Regions from separate parts of the Homo sapiens genome. Here region 2 is linked to region 1. A link is an interaction called in ENCODE POLR2A ChIA-PET data of the cell type or tissue named here. Cell type or tissue: endothelial cell of umbilical vein. All regions are shown on one strand. Each heading gives the region's core, and the rest is flanking DNA. Links, peaks and the distances in the headings are about the cores only. Region 1 has its middle 12 kb from the start of LSM5. Region 2 has its middle 140 kb from the start of PDE1C.

Region 1 (12,496 bases), core at 4,718-8,717:
CACCTGTAGTCCTACGTAGTTGGGAGGCTGAGGCAGGAGAATTGCTTGAGCCCAGGAGTTTGAGATTTCAGTAAGCTATGATTGCACCACTGTACTCCAGCCTGGGTGACAGTGAGACCCCGTCTCAAAACCTACAATGAAACGCCATTTCATGGGTGCTATAGAATGGCTATAATTATAAAAAATTATTGTAACAAGAATTGTACAAAAATTAATGTAACAAGTATTGGCTGGGATATGAAGAAATTGGAGCCCTAGTACCTTGCTGGTGCGAATGTAAAATGATGCATGCACTGTGGAAAATAATTTGATGATTCCTCAAAAAGTTAAACAATTACCATACGACCCTGCAACTCCTCTCCTCAGTTCATACCCAAGAGAACTAAAAACATGTCTGCACAAAAACTTGTATGAACATTCACGGCAGCATTATTCCTAATGTCTCAAAGTGGAAGCAACCCAAATGTCCATCGATGGATGGATGGATAACTGAAATGCGATATATTCATACAATAGAATATTATCTGTTAAAATGAATGAAGTACTTGTGTATGCTACAGTGTGGATGAACTGTAACATTATGCTAAGTGAAAGAAGCCAGACACAAAAGACCACATATTTGATTTATATGATCCAGAACAGGCAAATTCACAGAAATAGACAACTATACTAGTGACTGCTAATGGGTATGGGTTTGTTTTTTGGGGTGATGAAAAAGTTCTGGGATTAGATGGTTGCACAACCTTGTGAATATACTAAAAAGCACTGAATTATAACCTTAAAAGAGTGGATTTCATGTTACATGAATTACATCTCAATTTTTAAAAAGTGATGTATCTGAGGCATATCTAGTGTAACTTCTGAGGCCCTAAAGAAATTACTTTCCCATGAGTAACAGCTTGGGTTGTGGCTGCTGAAAGGACTTTAACCACCTAAGCATCAAACCCCCTTCTGGTTAAGACTGAACAGAATAAGGATTTGGGAAAGGTTGTTTTGGGCATTTAACTTAAGAATGTTGGACATTTTTTGTTTGTTTTGAGACAAGGTCTTGCTCTGTCACCCAGGCTAGAGTGCAGTGGTGTGATCAGTGCTCACTGCAGCTTCGAACCACTGGGATCAAGCGATTCTCCCCCCTTAGCCTCCCAAGTAGCTGGATCCACAGGCAGGTGCCACCATGCCCAGCTATCTTTTCTCTTTTTGTTTTTTTAAAGATAGGGTCTCGGTCTGTCACCCAGACTGGAGTGCAGTGGTCATGGCTCACTGTAGCCTCGACTTCTCGGGCTCAGGTGATCCTCCCACACTACAGGTGCACACCACCACACCTGGTTAATTTTTTGTGTTTTTGATAGAGACTGGGTCTTGTCATATTGCCCAGGCTGGTCTCAAACTCTGGGCTCAAGCGATCAACTCGCCTTGGCCTCCCAAAGTGCTGGGATTACAGTTGTGAGCCACCGTGCCTGGCCTAATTTTTTAATATTTTGTAGAGACAGGGTGTCACCATGTTGCCTAGGCTGGTTGATTCTTAACTTACAAAAATAAGGGTATTTAGTTTTGGATTTTAATTCTAGTGGAGTTTAACATTTTTGGACTTTGATTTGGAAGGAGGTTTAATTTTTGAATTCCAGTAAATTTGATAATGGCACAGGATTATATGTAGATTTGGGCATCTCTGTTGTTGGCATTTTATTATTGGGTGTTGGTGTGCTGATATGCCAGGTTAGACCATTTATTAGTTGGGGTTCTCCAGAGATGACCAATAGTATATGTATATAGATATATAAGGGGATTTATTAGGAGAATTGGTTCATGCGATTATGGAGGCTGGGAAGCCCCAAAACAGGCTGTCTGCAAGCTGGAGACCTTGATGTGGCTCAGTCCAAGTCCAAAGACCTCAGAGCTTGGGATGCTCATGATAAAATTCTCAGTCTGAGGCTGAAGGCCTGAGAACCCAGGGGGCTACTGGTGTAAGTCCTGGAGTCCAGAGGTCTCCTAAAGTTGGGATCACTCTTCCTTCTCTGTCCTCAGAGGACAACATCATCAGAACATCAGGAGTTCTTATATCCAAAGACAGAGAAGGAAGAGTTATCCCCGCTCTAGGAGGGAGACAGACATGTTGCCTTTTCTGTGTTGTTCTCTTTGGACCTTCTGTCAACTGAATGCTGGCCCACATTGAAGGTGTATCTCACCTAGTCCACTCAGACTCACACCCTAAAGTAGTCTGGAAACACCCTCATAAACACAGCCAAATAATGCTTTACTAGGTTTCTAGATATCCTTAATCCAGTTAACTTGACACCTAAAATTAGCCATCACAGATCATGTTGCAGGATCAGGAGGACCAGAGAGAGACCTTGGGGTGTATAGAGGAGGATATATTTATTATTGAGTGCACTCAGACCCTGCAGACTTAACATTGAAATACTGGGCCCAGAACAAAGACAGCACTTGATTTTATGCACACTTCACAAAAGGGGGTGGGCTAGCTTGAAGCAAGCTTACAGTGGCCTGAAAGCAGGGATACAGAGGCAGGACAAAGACAGTTAATCAAATTGTAACAGATCATAACTCAGGATTACACATGACCATTGCCAGTCAACCCAGATGTCTGTTATCTAGGTTTTGCCTAGGCACGGGCTTATCCTATAACCTTCACTGGCACCCAGGTGGCCATAACACAGGCCTGCTCAGAGGCTCTGACCTTCACTCTACTGCTTAGATAAAACAGAATGTTTGAAGTCACTGGTTACAGAGAACAGGAATCTATAAACTCATTCCATAAAACGAAGGAAAATTTGTTTTTCTTCTCCGTATGTTGAGGGAATGCTGGGAGAGTTTCCAGAGCACATTAGATAATATTATCAAGACTTCCTGGGTCTGGGCTGTGCCTTTTGCTGCCTCTGGGACAAGTCAGCCTAACACAGGAAAACTTATTTCTCTTTCTTTTTAAGTTTATTTTTCTTTAATTTCCCGCCTCAACAATGTGGTGGGCATACTTTGGGTGGGAAATGGAGTGAATTTTCAGACTTAGAATTACAGAAGCCTTGGAGTTGCCTTAATTAATATATTATTCTGACTCTGTTTAGAGCCTTTTGGGGCAAAATCTAAACTGCTTCCAGTGATCCCAATGGCAGTTGGATTTGGGAGTGATAGACTGTGTTCTTCTCTATGGCTCTAATGGTTAAGTTCAGTGAGTGAAAAGAACAAAAAGATGGGGAATGTAAGGGAAATGCTTCTTTTCTACCTCTGATGTTTTCTTCTACATGAAAGCTTAATTAGTGTAACACATCTGCCCTCTCTCTGTCCTTTTATTCTGTATGCCCGGAGACATGCAGACTGAGTTGCCTGAGGGAGTGTGGGTTCTGCTCTGCTTTTTCCTGTAAGTTTTAGAGGTGTCTGCTTCCACATGAAGAAGTCTGGGGTGGTTTGTGGTTTGCCTATGGTTTGGTGGGTACATCTGAATAATTCTGGAGTTCCAAACACAGAAGTTAACTACAGTCTGTAGATATAAGTTACATCATCCAATGTAGTAGTAGTAACAATGACTGCTGTCTGTTTTCTACTTTGCCTTTGTTCTCAATTGGTTCAGAACTCAATTGTGGAAGAAGAGTGCTAATTATTGGCCCCCCTCAAGACTCCAATAGCCCTTGAGTCTCTGCTGTACTAAGACAAAAACCTCCTCTGCCTTCCTGCCTGCCTCCCATCTCTACCCTGTCATATCTGTCCATCCCAGCCATCAGACCATCAGAGCAACTGACTGATTGATCTAAAATGCAGGATATGGTCATGCTATGTTTGGCTTTATTTTTTTGAGATGGAGTTTCGCTCTTGTTGCCCAGGCTGGAGTGCCATGGCGCGATCTCGGCTCACAGCAACCTCTGCCTCCGAGGTTCAAGCGATTCTCCTGCCTCAGCCTCCTGAGTAGCTGGGATTACACGTATGAGTTACCACGCCTGGCTAATTTTGTATTTTTAGTGGAGACGGGGTTTCTCCATGTTGGTCAGGCTGGTCTTGAACTCCCAACCTCAGGTGATCCACCCGCCTTGGCCTCCCAAAGTGCTGGGATTACAGGTGAAGCCACTCCACCTGGCCGGCTTTCAAACTTTTCAGTAAGTTACCTTCTATACAATGAAAGGCCAGGTTCCTTAACAGGTTACCATGAGGGGTGCCTGTTGACCTTCTCAGTCACATCTCAGTCTTGCCTTCACAGCACAGAATTTATAACACTGGCTGTTACCCATCTTTGGCCTTTGGCTTTACTCATGTTGGACTTTTGTGGGAAGAGCCTTATCTCCAAACCTATCTTCATTTGGTTTACTTGTATTCAAGACTAGGCTCAAATGTCTCTTCCTCCAGAAAGTCCTATGGGAACCCTCATCCCTCTATCACTACTCAATGCTTATATGGGACAGGTCATGGAGGCTTTTGTTATATTGTGAAACTGTCTTGAGTAGCTACTCTCTCCTAGAAAAACAACAGCCTCAAGCAGTTCATACCATGCACAGTCCTGGTTTCAAAGGAAACAAATCCTATTACATTGTTGGACCATAGACTAGAGTATGGGCCCCCATCATCTGAGTATGTTGAGTTTGGCTGGTGTGGTCGATTGGCCCTCAGTGCAGTGATGCAAGTGGGCTTCTGGCTGTTACCTGGGAAGATCAGAGGCAGAAGCTTGGGAGCTCTAGCAGGGTCCTGGTGCTCTATGAGTACCACTCTTGGAAGACAGCAGCCCTCCTGGCTGACATCTCTCTAAGAAGTGGAGCTGGTACTTCTCACATCAACCTGACACCCAAATTGACGCTCTGTGTACTTCAGTCACAAGGAGTTGAAGTTAGTGGGCATGAGGCTGGAATAGAGAGTGGTCAGAAAACAGACCTCATCTACTTTATCCAGGAGTGACCCTGACTGAATCTTTGCTTTATTAGACATTTCATTCTTGAATTTAAGAAAAATCATGCATGATACCAACTGACCACAAGAGGACACTGTGGAACTAGGCAGGCAGCTAGTTGCTAGAGCCAAGGCTTTTTAGTTTTCCCCAGAGCCTCATTTGAACTCAGGTTTCTTGTCTCCTACTCTGCTGAGCTTCCTATTGGATCACACCACAAGGGCAGGTAAAGGGTTGAATTATACTACTATTTCACACCTCCTTCCCTTTTTTTTTTTTTTTTTTTTTGCAAAAGAGGAATCTGTTTTTCATTCATTTATTTCATATTTTCTATATGAGGTGCCTTTTCTATTGTAAAATAGAATTGAGAGGAGAGTGCTTTGGAAGCCAGGATGAAGGGATGATTTCAGAGGTCTGGAGGTTTTATCACAGGGGAATAAAGAGTCATAGGTATGATGAAGTGGCTTCAAAAAACAGCATGAGTTCAGAAAGGAGTAAAGATCCCGGGAGTGCATAGTGACTCTGCTTGACAAAGCTAAATCTCCTACCCTGGAGAGTAGAGGGGTTAAGTAAAAACTAAAACCAAACCAGTGACAAGAGCTGCACAGCTTCCACATGTAAACTATGCATCTTCTGGACCCAGTATTTTTCCCTGGGCCCCTTGATAGGAAGGAGTCCGGGGACTGTGTCAGCCACACACAGGAGAAGAAGGGAGGTCAACAGTTTGGAAAGGGAGATGGAAGAACAATCAGGAAACTTGAGTTTGTCACCAAGTGGCTTTGTAACCTTGGGGCAAGTCACTCTTTTTTCTTTCAGGGCTTCAACATTTTTACCTATAAAACAAGAGTGAAGCTGAATGTTTGGGTTCCTTTCTAGCACTGCCTCTCTGCCTTGGTTGTCTGCACTTCAATGGAAGAGGACATCAGCCCAGGGCCTGAGGCCTCAGTGGGGAGAAGGGGAGGTTGACCTCTGGTGAGGGGTCATGTCCTTGGGGCTCAGGCATGCTCCCTCTTCCCTCTAACCATGGGCATCCCATCACTGCTGGCCATGCTGTGTTTGGAATCTGAGGTGAATTGGGAGTCTTTGGGAACTTGGGAGCCTGTCCCCACATCTGTGGATTGCTCTGACTTAATGTCCTGTGGGAATTTAGCAGTTTTGGATATGGTAACTAATCTTGTTTTTTTTTTTGTTTTCTTTTGTTTTTGTTTTTTTTTTTTTTTGAGATGGAGTCTCACTCTTTTGCCCAGGCCGCAGTGCAGTGGCGCTATCTCGGCTCACTGCAAGCTCAGCCTCCCGGGTTCACGCCATTCTCCTGCCTCAGCCTCCGGAGTAGCTGGGAGTATAGGCGCCTGCCAGGGTGCCTGGCTCTTTTTTTTTTTTTTTTTTTTTTTTTGTATTTTTAGTAGAGACGGGGTTTCACCGTGATAGCCAGAATGGTCTTGATCTCCTGACCTCATGATCTGCCCGCCTTGGCCTCCCAAAGTGCTGGGATTACAGGCGTGAGCCACCGCACCTGGCCTTTTTTTTTTTTTTTTTTTTGAGACAGGGTCTTGCTGTGCTGCCCAGTCTGGAATGCGGTGGCACAATCTTGGCTCACTGCAACCTCTGCCTCCCAGGCTCAAGCCATCCTTCTGCCTCAGCCTCCTGACTAGCTGGGACTACAGGCAAGTGCCTGGCTAATTTTTGGTATTTTTTGTAGAAATGGGGTTTCACCATGTTGCTCAGGCTGGTCTGGAACTCCTGGACTCAGGCCATCCTCCCGCCTTGGTCTCCCAAAGCACTGGGATTATAGGCGTGAGCCACTGCGCCCGGCCACTGTAGCTCATCTTTTAAAGCTGTAATGCTCCTTGCTTTCCTTGCTTCCTTCTCCTTTTCTCTTCTGTTTCAATGAGAACAAACTTGAAAACCATCAGACTGAAGGCCACTTCAAGAGGAATCATGGTCTGGTGTAGAAGCCCTAATGCTACAGACTGAGTGAGCCCCGGCAAGCAATTTTCCCTCTTTGGGTCTTGGTTTTCTCATCTTTTAAGCCAAAGCAGTGACTCAGACCTTTCTTACTCCACACAGTTATTCTGGAGATCCAAAGGGCTCATAGGTGTGAAATGCTTTAACTTGAATAACTTTCCATGTTGACATGAGGGCTAACTGGATCCCTATTCCTTCATCATTGGATATCAGCTGGTAACATCCTGGCTGGCTTTTACATCTATATTGCTTTCCAAAAAGAGCTGTGGTATCCTATAAAATAATTTATCATTGTATCTGCTATAGCAATAGGGAAATGTACTAGAATAGAAGATCGTGGCCATGGGATGTGGTGACTCAGATGTGGGTCATGGGCTCTGCTGCCTCCTCTGTTCTCTGGGAAGGACTCTACTTACCTCCTTTCATGCAATTTTTTGTGTCCATAATTGCTGCTTCTTGGGCCATAGGTCCCATTCATACTTCCTCATAGTAACCCTGTTATTTGTCATTGGTATTAGCCAGCTCCACAGTCAGCATCTCATGAGGGTAATAAGAAGTGGGAAGGACCTTATTTTTTCCTGTACTGAATTGCCTGGAGAGCATCTCTTGTTGATTGCAGCTGGAAGTGTGACATTTAGTAAGTGGAGAAACTTGAATCAGGCAAGTGGCAGCCTGTGCCAGCAGGAGGGTAAGAAAGGGCTGAGGAAGAAGGGAAATGCTCAGTGGAGTAATTTGGCCCAGGTGTTTTCCTGGCTCCAGGTTGGGTGTTCACATTACCACAGGTGGGGATTGTAGATGCTCAAGGAATTTTCCATTGTGATAGAAACCACAAATGAGCATGCATAGACACCTAGTTTCTTCTATTCCATCTGACACCTGTGTTGGGAAAATAAACTCCGAGAGGTAAGCACCTCACCCAAGGACTTCCTGCTTTTCCAGTGACTAGTGCTTGAGTATGACACAAGCCTGCATTGAGATCTGTGGCTTCTCAAGGCACGGGTCCAGAGTGGGATGAGCTGGAAGGGAGCTTACATCACCTCTAGGCCCAGTCCCTCACTTTATAGGTGGGGAGACCTAGGCTCAAAGAGAGGCCTTAACTTGATAAGGGATTCAGGGGCTGTGCTGGAACTGGTGCTTAGATCATTGGGACCTGATTCAGAGCTCTTGGCTGTGCCTCTCCACCTATGTGACTGGATGATGATGGTTGGGTTACCCTGGATAAAATTACCTTCCTCTCCCCCAGAGGCTGAAACCACTTGTGTCCAAACTCTTGCACTTTCTCCATGGGTATCATAGAGATACTCATTTCTAGTTTATTTCTAAAGAGCCATCTCTTCCCTGCAGGTGCATTACTTCTCAGAGTGATGCCTCTTCCAACTCACAGCCCCTGGGAACTTGAGAAGTGCTGACAATCAGCAGCAGAAGACAAATGATGTGGGGGGATCAGGAGGAGGGACTTTGATGGGACAGGAGCCTGCAAGGAAGAGGGCCCACGGAGGAATTTAAAGGCAGCCTGGGGATGGGGTGGGGGAATCTGGCTTCTAATACCTGTTTTGTCATTTCTCAATTGTGTGACCTTGGAGAAGTTACTTAATATCTCTAAGCCTTGGTGCCCTACTCTGCAAAATGGGGATGGTAACATGTACTTCAGGGTTATATGAGAATGATATGAAATACTGTATTTGATAATATATATTATATTATAGATGTAATATATAAGGGCTAATATATATGAAATATATGTGATATGACAGCATCCCACGGTGCGGGATGGGCAGTAGGTGCTCCACAGGAGGGAGTTTCTTCACTCCTGGCAACAGCTGCAGTGCCTGGAGCACTTCCTATCTTCCTCCCTTTGCAGAGCTCTCTACCCTCAAGACTTCTCCAGTTGTGCAGGTGACATGTTACAGTGACAAAGGTTAAGCAGTATTTTTTTTTTTTAAGAAAAAATGGGGTATATTTATTGGTTCATGTAGTTTAACCTTCCAGTTTCTGGCATGCCTAGCTCCACGGGCTCTAAAGATGTCATCAGGATGCAGTCTCTCCATCTCTTTGCCTTATTCTCCTCCTTGTTCTTTCCATTCTCAGGCACACTCTCCCTGATGGAGATAAGAGCAAGGATGCAGACCCACATTTTGGTGTCAGCAGAAAGCCCAGCAGAAAGACCATCAATAGAAGTGATATTAATATAGCATTTTGTAGGGGGCCCTGGACACCTGCTTTTTGCCTTTGACCATCCACCTTTTTCTAAGTGGCCCCCAGGAAAAATATATGCACAGAGGATTATAAGCATTTTTTCTTGCTTGGGCACGGTGGCAGAAATGGCTGGTTGGCTTCCATTTTTCACTCTTTCCTTCCATGGCTGCCCAACTAAAGACACATTTCTATGCCTCCATTTCAGCAAAGTTTAATCATGTAAGAATCATGTCACGAGATCGTGGCCAATGAAGTATGGATGAAGTGGTAGAGGATGAGATGAGTGCTGCGGAAGAAAAGGAAGAAGGCAATAGTGGTGCTGCCATACCAGTCGTAGACCACCTACCTGGCCGTTTGTATGAGAAAGCCATCTTATTTAACCCACTTGGTTAAGCCTAACCGATACAGGCACAAATGCAAGCCATAGCGTCCTACTGATTGAGATCAGACTATACAGAAGACTTCTGCTGCCCAGGTTGGAGGCTGTCCTGGGCCTGGATTTGGAGCTTGTTGGAGACAAGACAGAATTTTCCAAAGCAAGGAAAATTGGAACAGCTTGCCTCAGGGGAATTCCTGCTCTTAGTTGGTTCAGATGTCTGTGGCCAATGAAGCCTTCAGGGGCTGGCTCGCAGAAGCCTGGGAAAAGCTACAGGAATGAAATGAATGCAAAGATTGTTTGACATTATTTTTATCAACTCCTTTACATTTACTTTCCCAGAAAGCCTTTTGAAACCCTGTTTTATTATGAAAATATTCAAACATTCACAAAACTAGAGAAAATACCTATTCCTAGATTCAACAGTGATGAACATAATGCCATATTTGCTTCAACTTTCATTCTTCCTCCTCCTTTTCTCCCTCCCTTTTTCTCTCTGCCCTTCTTCTCTCTCTCTTTTGTTTTTTCTTTTGGCTGTGGGGTTTTATTTTTTTTTTGAGACGAGTCTTGCTCTGTCACCCAGGCTGGAATGCAGTGGTGCAATCTCGGCTCACTGCAAGCTCTGCCTCCCGGGTTCATGCTATTCTTGGGCCTCAGCCTGCTGAGTAGCTGGGGCTACAGGTGCCCACCACCACGCCCGGCCAATTTTTTGTATTTTTAGTAGAGATGGGGTTTCACTGTATTAGCCAGGATGGTCTCGATCTCTTGACCTTGTGATCCGCCCGCCTCGGCCTCCAAAAGTGCTGGGATTACAGGTGTGAGCCACCGCGCACGGCCAGCTGTAGTCTCTTAAAGGAAACCTCTGGCAATATGTCTTTGTATCCCTAAATAATTCTGTATACAATTCTTAAATATAAGCATATTTTCTTATAGGATAATACCATTATTACATATAATAAAATTGGAAGTAATTCATTGATATTATTTAATACCCAGGATTAAAGCTGTATTACATTTACCTAGTTGTCTCAAAACTGTGTTTTTACAGTGGGTTTCTGAATTAGGATTCAAGCCAAGTCTACTCATTACATTTGGTTGTTACATCAACAAAACTTTAATGAGAGCTGCTGCAACGACAAGATCTGAAGGATAGGGTTATTATAATTCTGCCTATTCTTGGAGAGTGGACAGCCAGAGGGAGGTAAAGAACAACAGTTCTGGGGATGCACAAGCCAGATAATCCCATCCACAGGTCCCTGATTTACTCAAAGATATGTGATTTCTTTCATTTTTTATGTTTGCAATAATTCATTCCTGGAGTGGTTCGTTGAAAGTGGACAGTGTAAGGGTGAGACACTTCTAGCGTCTGATTTAAATGCAGCCCTTGACTTATTTAACATATGGGTTCATTTGAAACTCACTGAGCTATGGCCTCTTATGTCATGTATGTTGAGTGCCCATTATATGCCAGTACTGTTTAGAGACAGTACAAAAAATGGCAAGAGAAGCTAGCAAAAAAGTTCTTAATTAGACGGAGGACACAGGCACGCCCTTTCAGCTGCAGGGTGCTGTACAGGGGAGTGGAAAGAAAGTGCCGTGGTTAGGCCGGGCGCGGTGGCTCATGCCTGTAATCCCAGCACTTTGGGAGGCCGAGGCGGGCTGACCACCTGAGGTCGGGAGTTCAAGACCAGCCTGACCAACATGGAGAAACCCTGTCTCTACTAAAAATACAAAATTAGCCGGGTGTGGTGGCACATGCCTGTAATCCCAGCTACTAGGGAGGCTGAGGCAGAAGAATCGCTTGAACCTGGGAGGCGGAGGTTGCGGTGAGCCGAGATCGTGCCATTGCACTCCAGCCTGGGCAGTAAGAGTGAAACTCCGTCTCAAAAAAAAAAAAGAAAAAGGAAAGTGCCATGGGCACACAAAGGGAAGGGGAAGTGTGATCAGCTCCCCTGGGAGAGGTCAGGAGAGGGTTTCCTGAAGAGGTAATCATGGTAATGCATGAAGAGGTAATGCATGTTAATATTTTCCTGCTAGGGGGAAACGCATTCCAAGCAGTGGGAACAGAATAACCCAAGGCACTAAAACTCTAAAATGCAGCGATGATCTTGAGCAGCAGTGTTTCAAGTCACATGATGGGTATTTGCCCCCATGAAAATAATTCAGTTTTGTCTACAAAATGTGCCTTCAGATTTCAAATACAGATGAACATACTGTTTAGAACACATTTTGACAATGTTACCTTTTTAAAAAATCTACTAGGGTGTGCACCATTCGTTCCTGCCCTGCCTCCCATCCCTTCCCAGGCCAAACAAACAATATTAGTTTTTTTTTAATTTTAGATATTTTTATTTCTCCAAATTTGTTATTTATCAGGTGTGAATGAAATAAAAAATATAATTGAGTCCCATCACCATCCTCATGGAAATGGCTTTAAGAGAAAACTGGTCAGATGAATATTATTGCTTCCCATTTTCTTTTCTTTTCTTTTCTTTTCTTTTTTTTTTTTTTTTTGAGACAGAGTCTCGCTCTGTTGCCCAGGCTGGAGTGCAGTTATGCCATCTTGGCTCACTGCAACCTCCGCCTCCCAAGTTCAAGGGATTCTCCTGCCTCAGCCTCCTGAGTAGCTGGGATTACAGGCGCGTGCCACACGCCTGGCAAATTTGTTGTATTTTTAGTAGAGACAGGGTTTCACCGTGTTAACCAGGATGGTCTAGATCTCCTGATCTGGTGATCCATCCGCCTCGGCCTCCCAAAGTGCTGGGATTACAGGTGTGAGCCACCGCACCTGGCTTGCTTCCTATTTTCAACCAGTAAATAGTTGCTACTGATAAATTGACAGCCAGGAGTCTGTCAAGAATGCTCAAGATATGTTATATAATACAACATGACTGTTCACAGTGGGGGAAATCCCAGGAAATAACTTATGTGTACTTCTTGATTTCACCATACAAGACAAGCACAAAAGCACCATCCATGCCTCTGAGAACACTGGACCATGCACCCTTGAAAAAATCTTTGCCTCCTTCATCACCAACAATCTTCCTCCAGCAGTCAAGCGTGCCTGTGTACAT
Region 2 (4,000 bases), core at 1-4,000, 270 kb after region 1:
GAGCCAGGCAGGAAGAGTGTGTGAAGGGCGTGTGTGGGATTGTCCATCTAGCGCATGTGACCGAGTGCTGGAGTATGCTCTGGGAAATGAGGTGGGAGAATAAGTTGGTGCAGGTGAGCTGGATTGTGTTCTGTAGGGGCTACAGCATCACGGGAGACCCTCTAGTAGTGGAGTGTGGCATTGGGTATGTTTGTAGGGAAATCACGCTGGTGGCGAGGTTCAAATTCCTTCTGGATAGAGGAAACTCTCCTGGTGTCCCACTGGTCTGGATCCTGATTCTTGCCTTTCCTGGCGTGACTTGGATCTGGGTCAGCAATTCCCATCCTTGGATAGGGTGGTGGGCAGGGAGGGCCCGGCTGAGTGAAGATGTGGCTATTGCTGCGTGTGAAATAGTGACATTGGTGTCTCTGTTCTTTTATTCTTGGAGGAATGTGCACACTCTTGGAGAATGTGCACACTCCAAGCTGAGCATTTAGGTGGTTGCCTGTGTTCTCAGCAATTGCAATGGTCTTTGTAATCCCATTTTAAAATGTCATTTTAAAGTTTCTGCAGCAAAGGTTTTGGTAAAACCCTGGATCTATTTCTTTTTCTTTTTTCTTTCTTTCTTTTTTTTTTTTTTTTTTTTGAGATAGGTTCTCGTTCTGTTGCCCAGGCTGGAGTGCAGTGGTTTGATCACAGCTCACTGCAGCCTCAACCTCCTGGGCTCAAGTGATCCTTCTGCTGCAGCTTCCCGAGTAGCTGGCATTACAGGCATGCTCCACCACACCCGGCTAAGTTGTTAAAACTTTTTTTGTGGAGACAGGGTCTCACTATGTTGCCCAGGCTGGTCTCAAACTCGGGAGCTCAAGTGTTCCTCCTGCCTCAGCCTCCCACAGTGCCGGGATTACAGGTGTGAGCCACTATGCCCCACCCAGCTCTATTTCTTTCTTCAGACATTTGCGGTGTCTAAATGGAAGAAATAAGTTGAACTCAAGGCCATGGAAATTCATGTCTATACCTAACTGGGACTCATTTGTTCTTCCTCCGTCCCTCCCTCCCCTCTCTCTTTTCTTACCCCCCCCTTTTTTTTTATTATAAGATAACTTTGGTTATAGACAACTCTTGAGAGCTTTCCAAGTGCTCATAAGATTTTTTTAATACTTAGCTATGATAACATCCAAATTTTCCTGATGTGAGGATATGCAGTTGTGGTTAAAGACTTCTACTGAGATAGTTGACCATTGTTCTGAAATACTTTGGATGTAGCTCTGAGTGGAGGCAGGAATATGAATGTGAATTATTTATATTCATGTGGTGGTTCTACAAAACATTTTAGAAGACAGCAAGAATAGCCATTGTTCTTAGAACTTCTAGATCTTTTTTTTGAAATGGAAATCTTTTCTTTTAAAATGTATTTGGTGCAGAGTGTAGTAATTATTTAATTTCTTTCTTTTTATTTTTTGAGATAGAGTTTCGCTTTTGTCTCCCAGGCAGGAGTGTAGTGGCACAATCTCGACTCACTGCAACTTCCACCTCCCAGGTTCAATTGATTCTCCTGCCTCAGCCTCCCGAGTAGCTGGGATTACAGGCGCCCACCACCACGCCCGGCTAATTTTTCGTATTTTTAGTAGAGATGGGGTTTCACCATCTTGGGCAGGCTGGTCTCCTGACCTCGTGACCCGACCGCCTCGACCTCCCAAAGTGCCGGACTACAGGCGTGAGCCACCCGCGCCAGGCCCATTTCTTTCTTTTTTTGAAATGCTGCGGTGTGACAGACGATGGGAGCTGGATGAATTATTGCCTCCCCCTGCTGGTCATTTTTATATAACATCTTATATATAGTAATATATAGTAAGAGTGCAGATGATAAAGCAAAGCTAATACCCAGAAAAACAAAAGATACTAAGATGTAATTTATTAATTTTTAAAAATTGCCCAAATTAGTAATAGACAAATTGCCCAAATTAGTAATTGGCCTTATTAGTAATAGAGTGTAGATGGTGAGGCAAAGCTAATGCCAGAAAAACAAAATATACTGAGATGGAATCCATTAATTTTTAAAAAATTGCTCAAATGCAGTAAATTTTAAAATACTTACCTTTGTGAGAGGGTGGAATAAATTTTTCGACTTCTTTCATTCTTTGTAAAACGATATAATAAGTTTAGAAAGTAGTTACTGTATTGGTTTTGTCCTTTTGCTGCAACTTCTCATACATTCATGATGACGTTAGCAATCTCCTTTATTCTGTTGATGCATTGAATGCTTTTTTCTCAGCTAGAATGAACAGGTGTTTCTTGTTGATTGCTTTAGGCATTTATCCAAGTAGATCACAAATACCCATGTCTGTCTGCTATGTATACATACAACAACCAAGGTATAATGTTTATGGGCATGAAACATGGTATTTAAAATGAGTGAAACCTGTGTTTCCCCTTAACAACCAATCTCTTTTACCCAATACAATGGGTTCATAAGTTATAAGGGACATTAAATATGACTCTATCCAATGATAAGTTATATGGAGACTTTTCGTAGGAGGTAGCCTGCCCTGCTGAGAAGCTTTAGGGGTAAGGTTTCTAGGGCAGTTTTCTGAACAATTCTATTAATGAACTTCCCTGTTTGTTAGCATCTAAATTTAATATCTTTCTGAACATAAAGCCAGCTTTTTATTTATCTTCCGAAATTCCTGCCTCAGCTTTGCCCCTATGGATCCTAGGAAACCAGATTCATTTCGATGCTTGGGGTGCATTTGCATGTTGACAGACAGCACTGTTAGAGGACTCTTGGGGCCAAAGGACGTCCACTAGCTTGGAAGCTGGTGTGTGTGCCTCTTACTAAGTGGATGTAAGCCAATTAACTTCTTTAGGCCTACTAAACTGGATGTTGTTGAGATCCTCTCTAGCTTCATCCAAATATTCTAATCAAAATGATTGAGACATTTGACTTCATTTAGGTGTTGAGGGCAGCCTTGGAAATACAGACACGGAGGGAGTAAAGTTGCTTTTATTCACTTACAAAGACTCTTAAATACAGCCCGATGTCAAAGCATCCAGGGGATTGGCTGTATTGGGGCATATTTGGTGGACACATTGCTTTATTTATTTAAATTGCATCCTCTTTTTTTTTTCTAGTTGCAAATGAAGCTGGAGACAAGAATGCCAGACCACTGGCCCGCTTCTCTCGTGAGTAAATCTTGTTTCACTCCTTTCCTGGTCTCCATCAGAAAATGTTCTCCAGAGATCTTTCCCCCATGCGGTATAGCTCTTCAATTCTGTCAGGTGTTAATAAAATAGTAATGCAGGAAATATCATCTGGTTAACATCCCACTTGAGCCCAGGCTGGTGAGCTACTCATTGCTACTGCCTTTTCAATCCTTAGAACTGTGGTTTCCAAATTGTGCTCTAAGCCTTTGCTATTCCAAGTATGGTCCTCAGAGCAGCAGAATCGACATCACCTGGGGGCTTTTTAGAACCATGAAGCCTCAGTCCCCCGACCACCCCTTCAGACCTATTGAGTCAGAATTTGTATTTTAACACATTTACAGGGGATGCCTGTTCACATTAGAGTTTGAGAAGTGCTGTGCTAGGACTATCCTTTCAATCTTTCAATGAATGTTTTATGAAGATAAAGTGAGGAGAGGTACGTGAAATGCTTGTAGCTATGAAGGCATCATCACCATTCAAAGTGGACTTATGGACTAACTCCACTGGCTTTTCCTCAGTTTGGTGACACTTTGAAGCTTAGATGGATTGAATGGGTTTCCTTAGGCATTGGGGATATTCCTAGGGCTGTGGTTAGGCCATGGGGCTTCCCTTGACTCCTTTGTCTCCAGGTCTTGATCCCTATGAGTAGGAGTCTAAAGCCTCTCAATGGTTTCTGTACCAGTGTGATCAGCAAATTATCCCGCAAGTTAATGCACTTCCTGGAACGAAAACCTGGATTCCAAAGAAGGGGGGGGAAAATACTAGAGACGGATGAGGGTGGAGTGGAGACGCTCCCCAAACCCACTATGCACCAGGT

The links. Peaks named below come from ENCODE experiments on the same cell type or tissue, not always from the same donor. Only the 100,000 strongest peaks of a DNase experiment are listed, where the experiment ranks them.
Region 2: POLR2A ChIA-PET joins it to region 1 with 7 read pairs; 5 of 35 experiments call an interaction of 5 or more read pairs at or near these places.

The regions. Positions count from the first base shown.
Region 1 is chr7:32,472,260-32,484,755 of GRCh38, reverse strand. It overlaps the pseudogene SLC25A5P5. Among named protein-coding and RNA genes, the nearest start is that of LSM5, 12 kb to the left of the region's middle. In endothelial cell of umbilical vein, for the core only: CTCF peaks have their summits at 4,777 and 4,978 (motif pointing right); DNase peaks (open chromatin) are centred at 4,985 and 7,195.
Region 2 is chr7:32,208,651-32,212,650 of GRCh38, reverse strand. It overlaps a transcript of PDE1C not described here. Among named protein-coding and RNA genes, the nearest start is that of PDE1C, 140 kb to the right of the region's middle. In endothelial cell of umbilical vein, for the core only: a CTCF peak has its summit at 1,805 (motif pointing left); no DNase peak of the experiment used is centred there; H3K27me3 peaks cover 194 bases.